Linked DNA regions of Homo sapiens: region 2 is linked to region 1. A link is a contact called in ENCODE Hi-C data. All regions are on one chromosome and are shown on one strand. Each heading gives the region's core, a stretch centred on a gene start or an enhancer-like site at or near the end of the contact. The rest is flanking DNA. Distances are from core to core; before and after follow the strand shown. Region 1 overlaps LOC105369912 (a long non-coding RNA gene). Region 2 overlaps CRADD (CARD and death domain containing adaptor protein).

Region 1 (7,371 bases), core at 2,294-4,793:
GGACTTTGTAGAGACCGGATATGACACCAGGAATGGATGTGGTTATCAATCTACCAGCCTGATGAAGTTACCACATGGGTGAGTTTAAGGTTAAGAGGTGCAGAAAGAAGTAGGGCCAGAGCCTTGGTGGGCTGTTCTGGAGCCTGCCCCTACGAGGAACCTGTGGTTATGTGCAACAGCAAGCCAATTTTAGTCACAGTTTTCTCATAGCCAACAGCATCCTGACTGACATTTCAGTCAGGCCAGAGGCAGGGGGACTGGTGAGGCAGCCATTGTGGTAATCCAAGCAAATAGGATGGTGAATTGGCCTCAGGCAGTGGCCATGGGAATGAAGAGGAGTAGGCAGATCCAGGAGACAGGGGAAGGCTCCATAAAACATGGTGCTTGATAAGGACGTGGGATGATGAGACAGGGTGGAGTTTAGGAATTCCCTCAATCACATTTTCCTCTTGACTTCCATGATGAATTCAGATGTATTCTTGTAATACAGAGCCTTTTTTCAATGTCAGTTTAGACTCAAGAAGCTCTGCTGCTCCCTCCAAGAAGTCTCCAACTGAGACTGCAATGCCACAGGGACAAACCTCCCAGGGGAGAGTGGTAAAAAGAAAGATGCCAGCAGCAGGCTCTCCCTTTGTTTCCATCCAGTTCCTTTTCTTTTCTGTGTTTTTGAGCAGTCGTCGCAGTTTAATTCTGAATTTATCTTATTAGCCCATTCTGGGCTGAAAAGATATCCTCCCACCTACTGACCTCTTTGGAGACTATCTCATGAGTCCAATCCTGAAGAAAGCACCATATCCCAAGGCCTAAAAACCAATAGCTCCGGTTTTCAATCCAGGGCTAGGTCCTGTCTAGGTCCAGGCAGAACACCAGGGCTGGAATTTCTTTCACAGTCTTTGCTGTTTCTTTCACGCAACACTATCTTCAGTGGAGTCTGTGTCTTTCATTTCCCAGGTCGGGGCTCTCTTTTGTCATTGCTGCCATAGGAAAGCCTTAAGGGAAGGCTCGCTGCTACCACATAAAAGCGCACCATTGTCTTGCGGCTGGAGACATCCCACCTGCCTTTACAGATCCACTCTCCACCTTTCTCTCCCTGTGTAGGATGCATGAGGCTAACGCATGAGGTATCAATAGGCTCATTTCCCTGCAGCTTCCAGTTGGGCTGGGCCAATTGCAAGCAGGAGATCAGAGAGAGACAGTACATGGAAGCAAGGGTCTTGATTCCTTTAGCAACTCCATTTGGGGATTCTGCAGATGGGCTGCATTCCTTATACAAAGATCCTAGCGCCTTTAAGGCAAGCTTCTACCCACAGCCCTCTTAATCTTGGGATTTCAGTAACTGCTCTCTCCCCTTGCTCCTTCAGGCCTAGGGTGGAGAGCTGTACCTAGCTATTCATGAACAACTACACTCTCCCTTGTGGCTTCTCTATACCCTGCCCATAACTTTGAAAACAATTCCTTTATTTAACTGTACTCAAAGTATCCCGATTTGAGTATACCATCTCTTTCCTGCAAGATCCTGGCTACTCCCAGCCAGTCCAAGGGCTTTGGAAGTCATCAGTCATCTTATCTTTTTCCATTGACCTTTCACATCTCATCCAATGTTTTTCATTGTGATTGTTTAGGGAATTTGAAAAGACAAGACTAAATATGTAAGGAGCATGATGAAAATCTGACCCCAAGAAGGAGCATGGGAAGGAAGCTTGATTGGAAGCATTCTAGACTGCTAGGCAATCTAGAAGAGATTTGGCAAGGCTGCTGGGGAGTTCTCATGCCAACATCAGCCATCAGAGGAGTCTTTTGTTTCCCAGGAATGGGCCCGCTTTAGTATTCCTGCTATGCTCAGTCACTGGGAGCAACCCACTGGAAGTGTGGCCTCGGTGCAAATATAACAATAGATTTCAGAGCACAGCTACTTCCCTGTGGTTGGAAGTCTGTGAGACACATTCTCACGGCTACTATATTCATGCCATAAACATTTTTAGCACCACTCCTACCTCCTATCACTAACACTCTATTTTTACCTTGCTGTAGCTATTTCTTCCTCAAAGAGGGTTGTATTAAAGTTCCAAATGTGATTTCTCAGTTACAGGGTGATATCAGGATACCCCACTGTGGGAAGGTTGGCCGGCCGTCTCCCAAATGGCCTGACAGTGTATCATTTATTACCTTACAAATTTACAATCATCAGTAGTTGGATAATTAGACTGGTGAGCTCAGACCTGACTTTGTCAACACATCATGCCATGCGTCTCTCAGGGCAGGCTCATGCTAATTACATTCAAAAGGCTGATATAAAACATCAGAATGCCAAGTTATTCACTTCTCGTAAGAAACCATCTTTAGAAGGACAAGAATATCCGAAGTTTCTAGGATCAATACATTCTTTCCCTGTAGGAGCTAAACAGTAATCAGGAGATTACTTGTTGAGTGTGACATCAGATCAAAGAGAATTGGATAAGCCAAAGGTATGCAGTAGCAAAGTAAGCTACTCAGTACATCTTTCATGTCACACAGAGATAGTCTTACAGACAGAATGTGAAGGCACAAACACAAGAGCTATTATACCCCTCTAGATACATTTACCCACTAGGAGTGGCATTGCACCCCCAAAATCCATTGGCTAAGGCTTCTTTTCCATTGGGAAGTGTTTGAATGAGCACCACCAATATTTGTCTCTGTGTCTGTCTTTTTTCTCTGTTTCCACAGTTGCCCATCCCAACCACTGCCTCCCCTTGCACCACCATCCTCCCACTCCCAGCTAGTCCAAGGGCTTTGGAAGTCATCCTGTCTTTTTCCGTTGATCTTTCACATTTAGTCCAATACTACAGTTATTACAGTTAAGCACTTAAAAAGTCAGTCCTGTTTCCCCCATTTCCAAATTTTGGAGGCCCTTAAACACGAACAATAGTCAAATACTATCAACAAAGTTCAGTTTTCTTTTCAGGGCCTTGAGCTGAAAAAAGGAGCCTCACGATATATTCCTGGGTTCACTTGGTTTTCATCCCTGGTAAAACATACCCTTCAACTGTGTTTCCTTTCACCACAAATGGAGTCTGAATGGTTGCTTTTGCCAGGGCCATGGTGAGAAGAGCAGAAGAGCCATCTGCAAACCCTAGCCCTCTCCAATTGGCTGCCTGTTGGAAGGGGAAGTGTAGTTGACCACCTCTAGCTATACACAAAGCCAAGTAATTCTGCAGGCAAACTTCTGTCTCCATGGAGCCTGCCCAGCCACCCTCGCAAGTAGAGAAATTCCTTCTTTCAGTTTGGAAAATGGTCCCAGCTATGATGCCAAACTCTCCTGAGTCATATGTAAATGTAGAAACACATACTCTGTGGTCTTCCTCTGGTCAGACTGTCCTCCTTGGCCTTAGCTTACATTGCTCTGGTAATGTCCTTAATACACTTCACCAGACTACTAGGCAACCAATTGGTTAATACCGTGCAACGAATTCTCCCATTCCACTTTGTGAGAAGGCAGCAAATGAGCCTTGCCGCCATGTCCCAGCATGGTATTTACATGCTTATTACAAGTCCACATGGCCAGTTGGAGGGGCATTTCCCAGCCCCTTGTCTTTGCCTTCTCAGACTAAGAACCAGAGAAGCCGCAAGACTCATTTGTTTTTGGTCAAATGTGGGTAGGGCACGGATTAAATCCTGAGAGTCAGGAAACCCAATTTTCAGGCTGATTTTGTCCTGGACAAACTCAGTAGCTCTCAACAAAACACTTAATCCTTCTGGAATGCAGTTGCCTCCTCCTTTTAAAATAGTAATGTACCATTTGGCCTCACTCACCTCTAGGAACGCTTAAGAGGTAAAAATGTGATAATGGATGTGAAAGTGCCACAAGAGATGTAGAAGATATATAAGGAGCTCTGCCAACCAAAGGACTGCATTTGATACAGTACTTTTTCAAACAAAACAAAAACGTCTCTGCAAGCTGGGGGAATACTTGTGTTTAACCCAAGAAGGAGCCTTCAGCAGATCTCAGCAAATCAAAATAGAATATTCCCATTGAAGAACTCCCTGGGTTTCCTCTGGCCTCACATAACACAGCAATATGCCGGGGCTCTGCGACTTCATTTATTTGGCTCACCCATGCCTCTAGCATCTCCTAAGATGCTTAGAACTTAACTGAGAATACTTTAAGTCACAATCAAAAAGGGTAAGGAGAGGTATATTAGTTAAAACTTTTTTTTTTTTCAGAGACAGGGTCTCACCATGTTTCCCAGGCTGGTTTCGAACTCCTGAACTCAAGTGATCCACCCACCAATGCCTCCCAAAGTGCTGGGATTACAGGTGTGAACCACAGCACCCAGCCAGTTAGAACTTTTTTTGATTTCTATGCATGGAAACCCATCTTTAAATAATTTAGTCAGGCAATGGGAATTTATTGGAGGTGGATTCTCATAACTGCGGGAAGATGTGAAGTGCAGCTGGACTATGAGGACAACTGAATTGGGAACTTACATTCTCTGCCAGTAGAATTTCTCCCCATCTCTCATCTGCCACTCCATGCTTCATTCTCTTAAAATGATCTCTTTAACAGGTAGGTCACATGGTCACATTTAGATTCCAGGCCTCAGAGCCCACATCTTCACCTCCAAAATGAAACCAGCTCTCTTTTCTTAGTTCCAGTTTGAAAAGTTCTGGGGAACAATCGTGGTTAATTTGGTTTGTCTCAGATGGCCACTCCAGGACCAATGAACCATGCCCAAAGGAGCAAATTACTGCAACTGGTCAAATTAAGCCAGGTTCCACCCCTGATCCAATGGCTGGAAGTAGATTAGGAGCTAGGGTCAATAGTCCAGACATGGCCACAAGGGACAACTCTGTGATTTACAGTCCTTCTGTAACTATAATAGGTTCATTGCCTGATGCACAGTGAGTCAGCATACTGAGACACTGGGGGTTGCAGCAGAGAAAGAGTTTAATAATCATAGGACAGCTAAAGGAGAAGATGAGAAAAAACCTCAAATCCATCTCCGCAAGAGGTTTGGGGATACTGTTTCTAAGGAGTCTGTACAGGTGATGGACTAACGTGTAGGGATTGTTGATCTGTTGAGAAGTGAAGGGTGAAGTCACGGGACAGGCAGCGTATTGAAGAAACCGCATTCCTATGCTGAATTGGTTCCTTGGTGAGGGTCTTTACATTTGTTGGCGTCAGCCATTCTGCTGGATTTGAAAAACGCCCTAAGCAATTCATGGGTAAAATGGTCTATTGTCAGAGATTCTATCTATAGGAATAATGGGTTCCAGATGGGTGCAGGTAGTCAGTGTGCTATTATATGACTCTTAGTTAGCAACTGCAAGGGAGTGGTCAAAATGTGCCCTGGTCAATGCCTAAAGATAATTCTGCCTAAAACCTGACTTGTAATTCTCGTTAATCCCGTGATGGTGGTTTTACTTGCCAGAAAATGGGGCATTAGTGGAAATTGGGCAGCCAATCTAATTGCAGGAAGTGAAGGGGAGCTGCTGAAAATGCCTCTGTATTTTTTTTTTTTTTTTTTTTTGAGATGGAGTCTGGCTCTGTCGCCCAGGCTGGAGTGCAGTGGCGCCATCTTGGCTCACTGCAAGCTCTGCCTCCCGGGTTCATGCCATTCTTCTGCCTCAGCCTCCCAAGTAGCTGGGACCACAGGTGCCCGCCACCATGCCTGGCTAATTTTTTGTATTTTTATTTTTTTAGTAGACACGGGGTTTCACCGTGTTAGCCAGGATGGTCTTGATCTCCTGACCCCGTGATCTGCCCACCTCAGCCTCCCAAAGTGCTGGAATTACAGGCGTGAGCCACTGTGCCCGCCCAAAAATGCCTCTGTTATTTTTATCTAAGTTGGAGTCAAACTTGTCCAAGAAATGCGGAGACTGGATGCAGAATCTACCAACACTGCACTTGGCTGTGCCTTGCTCAGAGACGTGAAAGTTCTTAGGGCCTTGTCTGGTTCTGTTAGATCATCATAGGTTTAACATGTGAGGGGTTTAGATAGATGGGGAATAAAAATCACTCCAGATATTTGCCAGTATTTCTCTAAGAATTTTGGCTTTGTGATCATATAGATGTTATCATTCTTCCTCCTCCCCCTTCCCAAGCATCTCAAGTCATAGTACAAACCACCAGTTTTGTATTAATTCATTTCCATGACAACAAATTGCTATTCTTTCTCTTTTTCCCTTCCTCTATCACTTACACATGATATAGAAACGGTAGCAAATGTCAATATATTTTCACACCAAGAGTAAGGACTTGTGCTAACAATACCAAAAAAATGTGCCTCATTAACTTTTACCAAATGCTAGGAAAAAAACAAAACAAGTATATACATGAAGAGGTTGGTATTTTCTCCCAGAGATCAAATTACATTTAATTCTTCCAAAAAAGCAGTAAAGCAAATGAAACTCCTTTTAAAATACAATTAATTATAGGCCAACTCCTTTGGAATTGTAATAATTTTTATTCTGTCGTAGAGCTTCTTTCACAATGACTTTGCATTTCAGGTACAGAGACTGCACAGAATCTCCCAGAAGACCTTAGTCAATGCAGAATTAAATGGAAAAATTCCACTTTTGTCAAAGGTGAAAAATCTGGCTTTCCTTACATGCAGAACCTCTAGAGACATCAACATGGTCTGTATGAGCAACCTCAGCAAAAAAAAAAAAAAAGCCTCATCTGATAGACTGTCAGTCACAGAAATAATAAAGGAAAGAAAGAAGAGAGGAAGCTGTATTTTATTTTAATATAATTACTCTTTTTGCTTTCCTAATACGACAGTGTGAACATACATTGGGCTGTTTCTCAGTGACAAAACTGGCTACCATGGCAATAAATGCTCTTTACTTACTTCTGGGTTTTATAAGATGTCGGTCACTGAAAGAACAATGTGGTGTGTAAAATCAACCTCTTTCTAAAATAGGTGAAAAATAACCGAGTTGCGAACTTTGAACTGCTTAAGAGTATGCACTTGACGATAGTAGTGAGTTGATTGGAGGTCCCCCTCCCCAAATATGCCCATGTCCTAATTCCCAGAACTTGTGAATGTGTCCTTCTTTGAAAGAAGAGTCTTGGAAGATGTAATTAAATTAAGGATCTTAAGGTGAGGAGGCCATCCTGGATTATTTGAGTCTGCCCTAAATACCATGACAAGTGTCCTTATAGGAGACACACAGAGGAAACCCACAGAAGAGGAAGAGGCAATGCGACCACAGAGGCAGGGGTTGGAGTGATCTGGCCACCAGGTTCTGGAAGAAACCAAGAACAGATTCCCCCGAGAGCCCCTGGAGGGAGTGTGGCCCTGCCAACACCTGCGTTTTCGATTCTGGCCTCCAGAACTGTGAGTTTATCAATTGCCATTGTTTTAAGCCCCTGAGTTTGGGGTTATT
Region 2 (7,371 bases), core at 1,749-4,248, 230 kb after region 1:
CATCTGTTGATCATCCATTTATTTTTTTTCCAGTAATTTCAAAGCACTAGAATTTGCCCATATGTAATTCATACTTCTGAATAGTTGTCCAGTTAAAATTAATGAATGAGAAAAATTAGAATTTAAGTAGAAAACAGTAATCGAGATCCATAAACAGTAAATTTGGACGTATAAGCAAGTGTGCCCTCCCGTCACCACAAGCTTTAAGAATTATGCAGCTCTATAAGAAGTGAAGAGGGGGTTTACATGTGCCCAACTTGGAAGCTGCAAATTCAAGTACATTTTAGATATGAGTAAGTGGCAGCTAGGTCAGGGAACCCAGTTTCTTATTCAAAATTGGAATCTAATAGAATTATATTTGAATATACCAAAAACTTTCCATGGTTAAAATCAGAGTGCAGAGGAAAACCATTCTTTTTAAAATGCAATTATTATTTTTATTTTATATAGTGGTGGTACTAGAAACTGATCTATTGTGATACCAAAACAAAACAAGAAAATCAAGGAAGATTTTGCAAGGTAGAAAAACTTTGGGTTTTAAAAGCAACAACTACTTATGGTGAATGTTTATTGTTTTTATTAAACCTCTAGAATTATGTATAAGTAATATTTGATGTTACTTGGATTTATTTTAATTTTACCTTGCAAAATTTTCAAAATTAAGATGCTTAAAATCTCTTTTAAATGGCTGCTTATGAGGTTACCATCACAACAAAGTGGTACCCAGAGGGGTATGGTAAGCAGAATGTCAAAGATCTCTCCCGAGAAGTCCCATTACCCAGTTATTCAATCATGCACTTAACTAGGTACTGCTATGAAGGGACACTGCAAGTGTGATTAAGGTTACTAATAAGTTGACTAGCGAGATTAGCCTGGATTATCCAGTTGGGCCACTGTAATCACATGCCCTTTAAAAGTAGAAGAGAAACACATTAGGGGAAGGCAGGGAAATCTAAAGCAAATTCTGCACACTGTGGCTGCCTTTGAAGATGTAGATGGGCAACCTCTAGAAGACCCTTGGTAACAGCCAGCAGTTAGTGCTCTCCAAGAAAGGCAACTGGGCCCCCAGTACAACTACCACATGGAACTAAATTCTGCCAGTGAGCCTGGAAGTGGATTCTCCCCTGGAAGGCCTACAGGTACAAGTCCAGGCCTGCTGCTCCCTTTACTTCAGCCTTGTGAAGGCCCTGGGCACAGAAGCCAGGAGAGCCATCCTGTGCCAAGCTTCTGACCCACAGAAATGATGAGAAAATAAATGGATATGGTAAGCCACTACATTTGTGGTAATCTGTTATGCCCGTAATAGAAAACGAATACAAGGGGTAAAGCAAAAAAGAACCAAAAATGAGCACATAAGAGTCTGTTAAACTCATTTATCTTTATTTAGTGATTTCAGCTAAAGCACAATAAATTACATAGAAACTAAAAATAAAATAGAAAACAAAACTACCATAACAGAGAACAGGATATAAGTGTGAAATAATCAAAGGAATTTTTAAAATAAAAAAAAATGTTGCTAACATAACATTTTATTGCATAATTTCAAGCACTACCTTGAAATTGGAAATTTTGCCATTGTTTCTAAACAATTCAAAAGAAGATGCATAAAGCAAGGATCTGGAGCCCAATATGTGATCATAGTTGCCCTGAATATAAGAAGAGAACACTCATCACGGTCTTCAAGCATGCACCACCCTCACTAAAATATATGAGTAAGAATAATTTTAGGCTTTTATTATTGAAGGGACAGTAAGAATAATTACACAGGGAATTCAGCTTACTATAAGGAATAATGTTCTATTCGAGACCAGCCTGGGCAACATGGCGAAACCAAATCTTTACTAAAAAATACAAAACTTAACCAGACGGTGACGAGGGCCTGTGGTCCCAGGTGCTGGGGAGGCTGAAGTGGGAGGATCGCTTAAGCCTAGGAGGTGGTGGTTGCAGTGAACTGAGTTGGACCCACTGCACTCCGGCCTGGATGACAGAGCAAGACCCTGTCTCAAACAAACAAACAAAAAGAAATAGCATCCTAGTAATTACGGCTCTCCAGCAATGGTATAGACTGCTTCGAAAAGCAGAAATGTTATAAAAAGATCCCTAGAATCCCATAGAAAAATTGGCCTAAAAAACCTCTATATTGTAACTCCAAAATTCTGATTCCATTAACTTAGTAACACAGGGAATACTGGCATTATCGGAGTACTAGTTAAGTTACTATTACTCTATACGCCACATTAATTCATTAAATTTAATATTAGGTATGCAGGACAATTGTCATAGCAACATAAATTATTAGCATTACAAGTTCCTAAACAGAAATATGCATAATACTAAAACGAAACTATTTTAAAGGGCAGACATTTATTTTTAATTCTGCAGGATTTCTTTTCAAAAGTGAACTTTGGTGTAGCCTCTGGTCTGGGGCGGAAGATGAGAATGGGAGGGCAGCCTGACCCCCCTCCTGATAAGGAAGGACCCAGCGCATAACCTGTTCAGGATCTGGAGCCGCACAAACACCTGACTCGCCCCTTCAAAACAAGATCCGCGGAATGGCTCGGGACACAACAAGAAATTGCCGGCAACCTGTGACGGCTCATTTTTACCGACAGTGGGAGGCGGGCAGTCGGAAGGAATGCCCATTTCTCCGGTGTTCCTTCCCAGAAGCAAAAGAACGTGTTTGTTTATGCAAGATTTACGTTTCACTCAGGTTTGGGTTGGGTTTGTTTCCTGGAGATGGAGCTGAGTTTCCCTGGTTTTGCTGGAGTGAGGACAAGCTGATCGCTCCGTATTTACCTTTCACTTGAGCCAAATTGGACAAATGCAAATAAACAGGTCTTGCAGGCGCCCCCCGGCAGTCGGCGCCGCCTCCCCGCGCTGGGCTGGGCAGCCGGGGCCCGCAGAGGCAGCCGGCGCCCTAGGGCGGCTGGGGCCGCGCGCCTCCCTGCCCCGCTGCGCGGCCCGCGGGTGCCCGGCCAAGCGCTGGCTTATCTGCAGCTCCCACAGCGCCCCCGCACTCACCAGTTCCTAGAGCAGGGATTCCGAGAAAAAAGAAAGAGCCGGGTTCCCTAGAAACATTAAATTAACACAAGGGATCTGGAAACAAAACAGCAGATGCCTCAAAGCCTTCTCCTTGACGGCTTCCTGCCTTCTTGGAAAATCTTTGCATTAAAATAGATTGAATTACCCTGCTCTGCCAGATGCTGCTCGGGAACTTCATTTTGGGCTAACATGAAAGGAGAGTTTGACATCTTTTAAAGGATTTTTCTTTTCGAGGTGGTTTGAGGGGCGCCTTTGGGTTGCTGACATTAGCAAGGACCCAAGGCTGAGCTTTTTGCATTACAGTCGAGAACTTTCCATAACAATGGCTAGCAAATCAGATAACAAAGATCATGGCGTGTAGAGGAGACGCGGTGGAGCATAGAATGAGCACTAAGGGTTCAGAAGCCGAGGTTGCTGTCTCTGGGAAGAGCCTAGAAAGAGCACAGGCCAGCCGCCTCCTTTTACAGGGGAGAAAATGTCTTTTATTTCTAAGCCTACTTATTTTGACCATAGCTATGAGAACTATCTAATGGCATTTCCAGAGAGTCACAAACAAGCAGAAAGGCTTGTGAGTAGTATTTTATCAGCCTCTTTGTTCTAAAGCCCATCGTCTAACCTCCACCGACCCCTATCTACAAATTAATCAGACCATATAATTTGTAAATTCAAACCCAGATTAATAACCACACACCTTGAACAGTGGGTCTTCAGCACAGAGTGTATTCCACTTTCCTGTCATGTTAACTTTCATATTTAAAGAATTTTGGTAGCTGAGAACAAGATCCAAAGCTTCCTATGAGGTATCAGGATTTTACAGAGTAAATTGTTTTTACTGGAGTAGGATCTTCTTTGACATTTTAACTTTTTTTCATGATAACCTTTAGGAAAGGACGCTATAATCCTTAGTCGCTAATTTATATGTGTCATGCTTTCTAGTAAACTGGAAAATAACCTACATTCTTAAAAGGATTCTATGCTTATCCCAAATTTAGGAGCACAAGATGGGGGAGAAGTATATTACAACAAGATACTCTAAACACAAATAAAATTAAATATCCTTGCCTAAGCATGAAAGCAATAAAACTCATCTTAAAGCAATGCAGTCAGACAAAATCATTGCATCTGTAATAAGGGTAAGTACACAACTCCGGGAGTTAGCAGCCCTAAATATTTCTGTTCTAATGACACACAAGAGATACACAAAATCTATCATTCCTCCCTGATGTACGAAAAAATAAAGGGCAATTTCATAACACCTTTGGTGCTTTCTAACTTAATAGCTGGCCTTCAGGAAAAGCAAGTATAATTTTTGAGTGTTTATAAGAAAGCAAAGGAAAATGTTGCAAAAAATTACTTGGCTCAAAGGCCACAGAGAAAGCCGGAATCTGCAGGACTCACCAAGCTACACAGCTGTTTTAAAACCGAAAGTCAAACAGCTTTTAAAAGGTATTAAGTATTTTCTACAACAAAATCATCAAATATACATACTTCTTTTTATCCTGCAAATAGACATTTTATTTCTATTAGAAAAAAACTATAGTTACACAAACAATAACTAGACTGCTGTAATAAATATAACTAGCCACATAATACTAGTCAACGCTGGCTTTTTAAAAGATTACCAGAGAATTTCAAAATGATTCTGAATGATCAAGTGTGACTCGTATATTTTTTAGGTAGGCATTGATGTTAAGAATATGGCTTTCACAGAAATAGAATCCAATTTATCTTATTTCCATATATTAATCATGGCAACAAATAAAAATGATGACAAAAATCACTAAGATAGTTTCTTTAAATTTTTTTAAATTAAAAACCAAAACCTTAGGTAAATCTGACAATCCTCCCCCAAAATTGGTTTTCGAAAAAAAGTCTTCAGGTCATAGAAAAAATGTAGATGGCTTATAACCCTTAGAATTCCTTTTAGTTAATGAGAATCTCATTTTTGGAATTTCTTCAAACTTAACTGAAATGTTAATGAAAAAGAGAAATATTTAGATGTTGAGAAAAAAAGTTGTTCTAATTATTCTGCTTCACTATCTCATTTCAGCTCATCAAAGTTAAATAGCTAATAAACAACTGGTCTGTTTTGGCAGATTTTTTTTCTATTTTAAAATTCATTACTAAACAGATGAGGTTACTGCTAGTTAAAATTCTGAATCCAAATGCCATACATGCTGTTGTAAAAACTGTGCAGTTTTAAATATATTTTTACTTCTATATATTTTTGAATCTTTAGCCAAACTCCTCCAATAAAGTTTTAGTTTATGATGTTTTCTAAAATAAAAACATTTGTATTTTATGCTATAAAAATCAATAAATGTCTTCTAAAGTTAGGTGCTCCAAAATAAATGATTCAAAAGTTTTAATGAAAGCCCTCTTATAATTAAAGAAGGTGATTGGTAATGAGGAGGAAAATGGGAGGCATATTTACAATAAATCAAAAGCAGAATTGTGATTAATGGGCTCCACAATGATTATTAATGTTCTCCCTATAAAATATTGATGTTTGCATTAATTTAAAAGTACAGACTGGGTTTTTTGCTTTGTTAAATGAAAAATAATTTTTTTCCTATTTTAAAATGAGAATGACTATTTTAAAAACAGAAGACTATGTCCAAGATCTTTCCCTTTCCCCATTTCAAAATTATGAGTTTTCTTTTTGTCTTTCTGAATTCTTGAAATCCAGTGACATTGTCATAGCTCTGAGAACCAAAATAATAGAAACCACTAACTGTAGGAGACAGCCTTGATGCTTTTGATTATATTTTCCTAGAAAGATTTTTATGATATTTAATCTTAATAGCTTTTTTTTTTTAGGAACTCCTCTAATGCCAATAAATGAGAATCTAAATCTCAGGAGTTTAGGCAAATTTAGCCCATCAGCATAGCCTAAAAACAGGATAATTTAATAAAACCTAAATAATACATTAGTTTTTAAATAATATGTTATATACTTTAGATATATATATATATATCCTGTTAAGATTAGTGGGTACCAACCTCATATCTGTATTGGAAATAAGCAGGGTGCAGATTTTTAAAAGGAAAAGAGGCTACACTACTACTCAAAGTCTCCTCAACATTTGGATGCAGGAGAGAAATGGAAAGAAAGTCGAGTTCATCAGGGCTGGTGCCCATCCCATGGCACTACACTTCCTCCTATCCCCTGACCACTGCCAAGTTTGGTCAGGATAGGTGGCTTCGTGTCTCTACATAGTCAGATACCTGTGTATTTTGCTGGGAGAAGGGGAAAAAAAATAAACAAATAAAAATAAAACTCTCTATTCCCAAACTCCCTGCATCCTTTCAAAGTCACATTTTATTAATGGAAATTAAAATGATGAAGAAAGAAACCATTAGTAACCTAAATGATAAGTTTCCCCTTAAAGACACATTTTAACACCAACAAGAGGACTTTCTTCTTTCACTTTCTTCCTTCCTTCCTTTCCTCGTTTCTCTCTCTCCCTCTCTTTCCTTCTTTCTTTCTCCTTCCCTCTCTCTCTTCTCTTTTTCTTTCTAGTCAGAGTTTGTGACTTACTAATTATTTTTATTCTGTTTGAATAGGGTCCCTGTTATCTTTTGTGATTTTCTGAAATGAAGTTAAGATTTCCATTATTTATGAGAATAAAACAGGAGGTTGACACTTTACGCACAAAAAAGAATAACCAAAGGTTACAATGACATCAGTTTTAGTTTTTATTAAGGGCTGGCGTGTGGTGCAGGGGGTGGCGGTGGGAGCGGGGTGAGGCAGGTGTGAGGAATGAGTTTGTTTCTTCCAAGAGAAGGATTTGCTTTGGTCAGTGTTGCTGCAGTCCCAGTGAAGGGGCCTACTCTGCCAGCTCTTCTGGGTAGACTTCATAACAGAGTGGGCAGGCTCAATTCTCTAGGAAGCCTGATGATGGCAACTGCATCTCATGGAAGAATTCCACAAAGGGTTAAATTAGGGTGAGATTGTCAACAGGCTTCAAAAAGGCAGAGTTCCAGGGCCCATGCCTGAGGTCTCATGGGCCTCCTTCAGGTCCTCATCCCCACAGTCTGACACTTTTGGCCCTTCTCTTCTCCAGCTCCCCACCCCATTCTTCGGCCAGTCCTTCCTTTTTCCTCTAACCCTGCAAAAAATGAGCAGCGCTGTTGTTTTGTTCCAACTGACAAAACAGCTAAGAAACAGCAGAACATGACTGCCCTTTGCAAAATGGGCCATGTGATCCTCCTAGCTCAATTCAACACTTACAGTAAAAACGAATAGAAAGGGACCTGTTTATGAAACTCTCCTGCTTGCCTTTGGAATACTCTCATCCTCTCCCTTCTCAGCCTCCTAAATACCCA

What was found. Hi-C counts contacts between places; a loop is a spot of excess contacts on that map. Pooled maps may share reads with other maps.
Region 2: a map of heart left ventricle shows a loop between it and region 1 (2.8-fold over the local background). The contact joins two enhancer-like sites. A Hi-C loop is called at or near these places in 5 of 168 maps with a recorded cell type or tissue (ascending aorta, dorsolateral prefrontal cortex, heart left ventricle and 1 more), 6 of 37 single-sample maps with no recorded cell type and 14 of 50 pooled maps.

What each region holds. Positions count from the first base shown.
Region 1 is chr12:93,968,968-93,976,338 of GRCh38, reverse strand. LOC105369912 (a long non-coding RNA gene) reads left to right here. Exons shown (of 3, transcript XR_001749263.2): 3 at 6,490-6,663. Among named protein-coding and RNA genes, the nearest start is that of PLXNC1, 180 kb to the left of the region's middle. Within about 2 kb of position 3,543, at least 2 of the 41 ENCODE cell types and tissues checked have a DNase peak (open chromatin) inside an H3K27ac peak, as active enhancers do; they include ascending aorta, where a contact is called at or near this core.
Region 2 is chr12:93,737,983-93,745,353 of GRCh38, reverse strand. The region is part of intron 2 of CRADD (CARD and death domain containing adaptor protein); the gene reads right to left. Among named protein-coding and RNA genes, the nearest start is that of CRADD-AS1, 3.8 kb to the right of the region's middle. RefSeq lists silencers at 2,747-2,836, 2,867-3,036 and enhancers at 2,123-3,079, 3,080-4,036. Within about 2 kb of position 2,998, at least 32 of the 41 ENCODE cell types and tissues checked have a DNase peak (open chromatin) inside an H3K27ac peak, as active enhancers do; they include ascending aorta, where a contact is called at or near this core.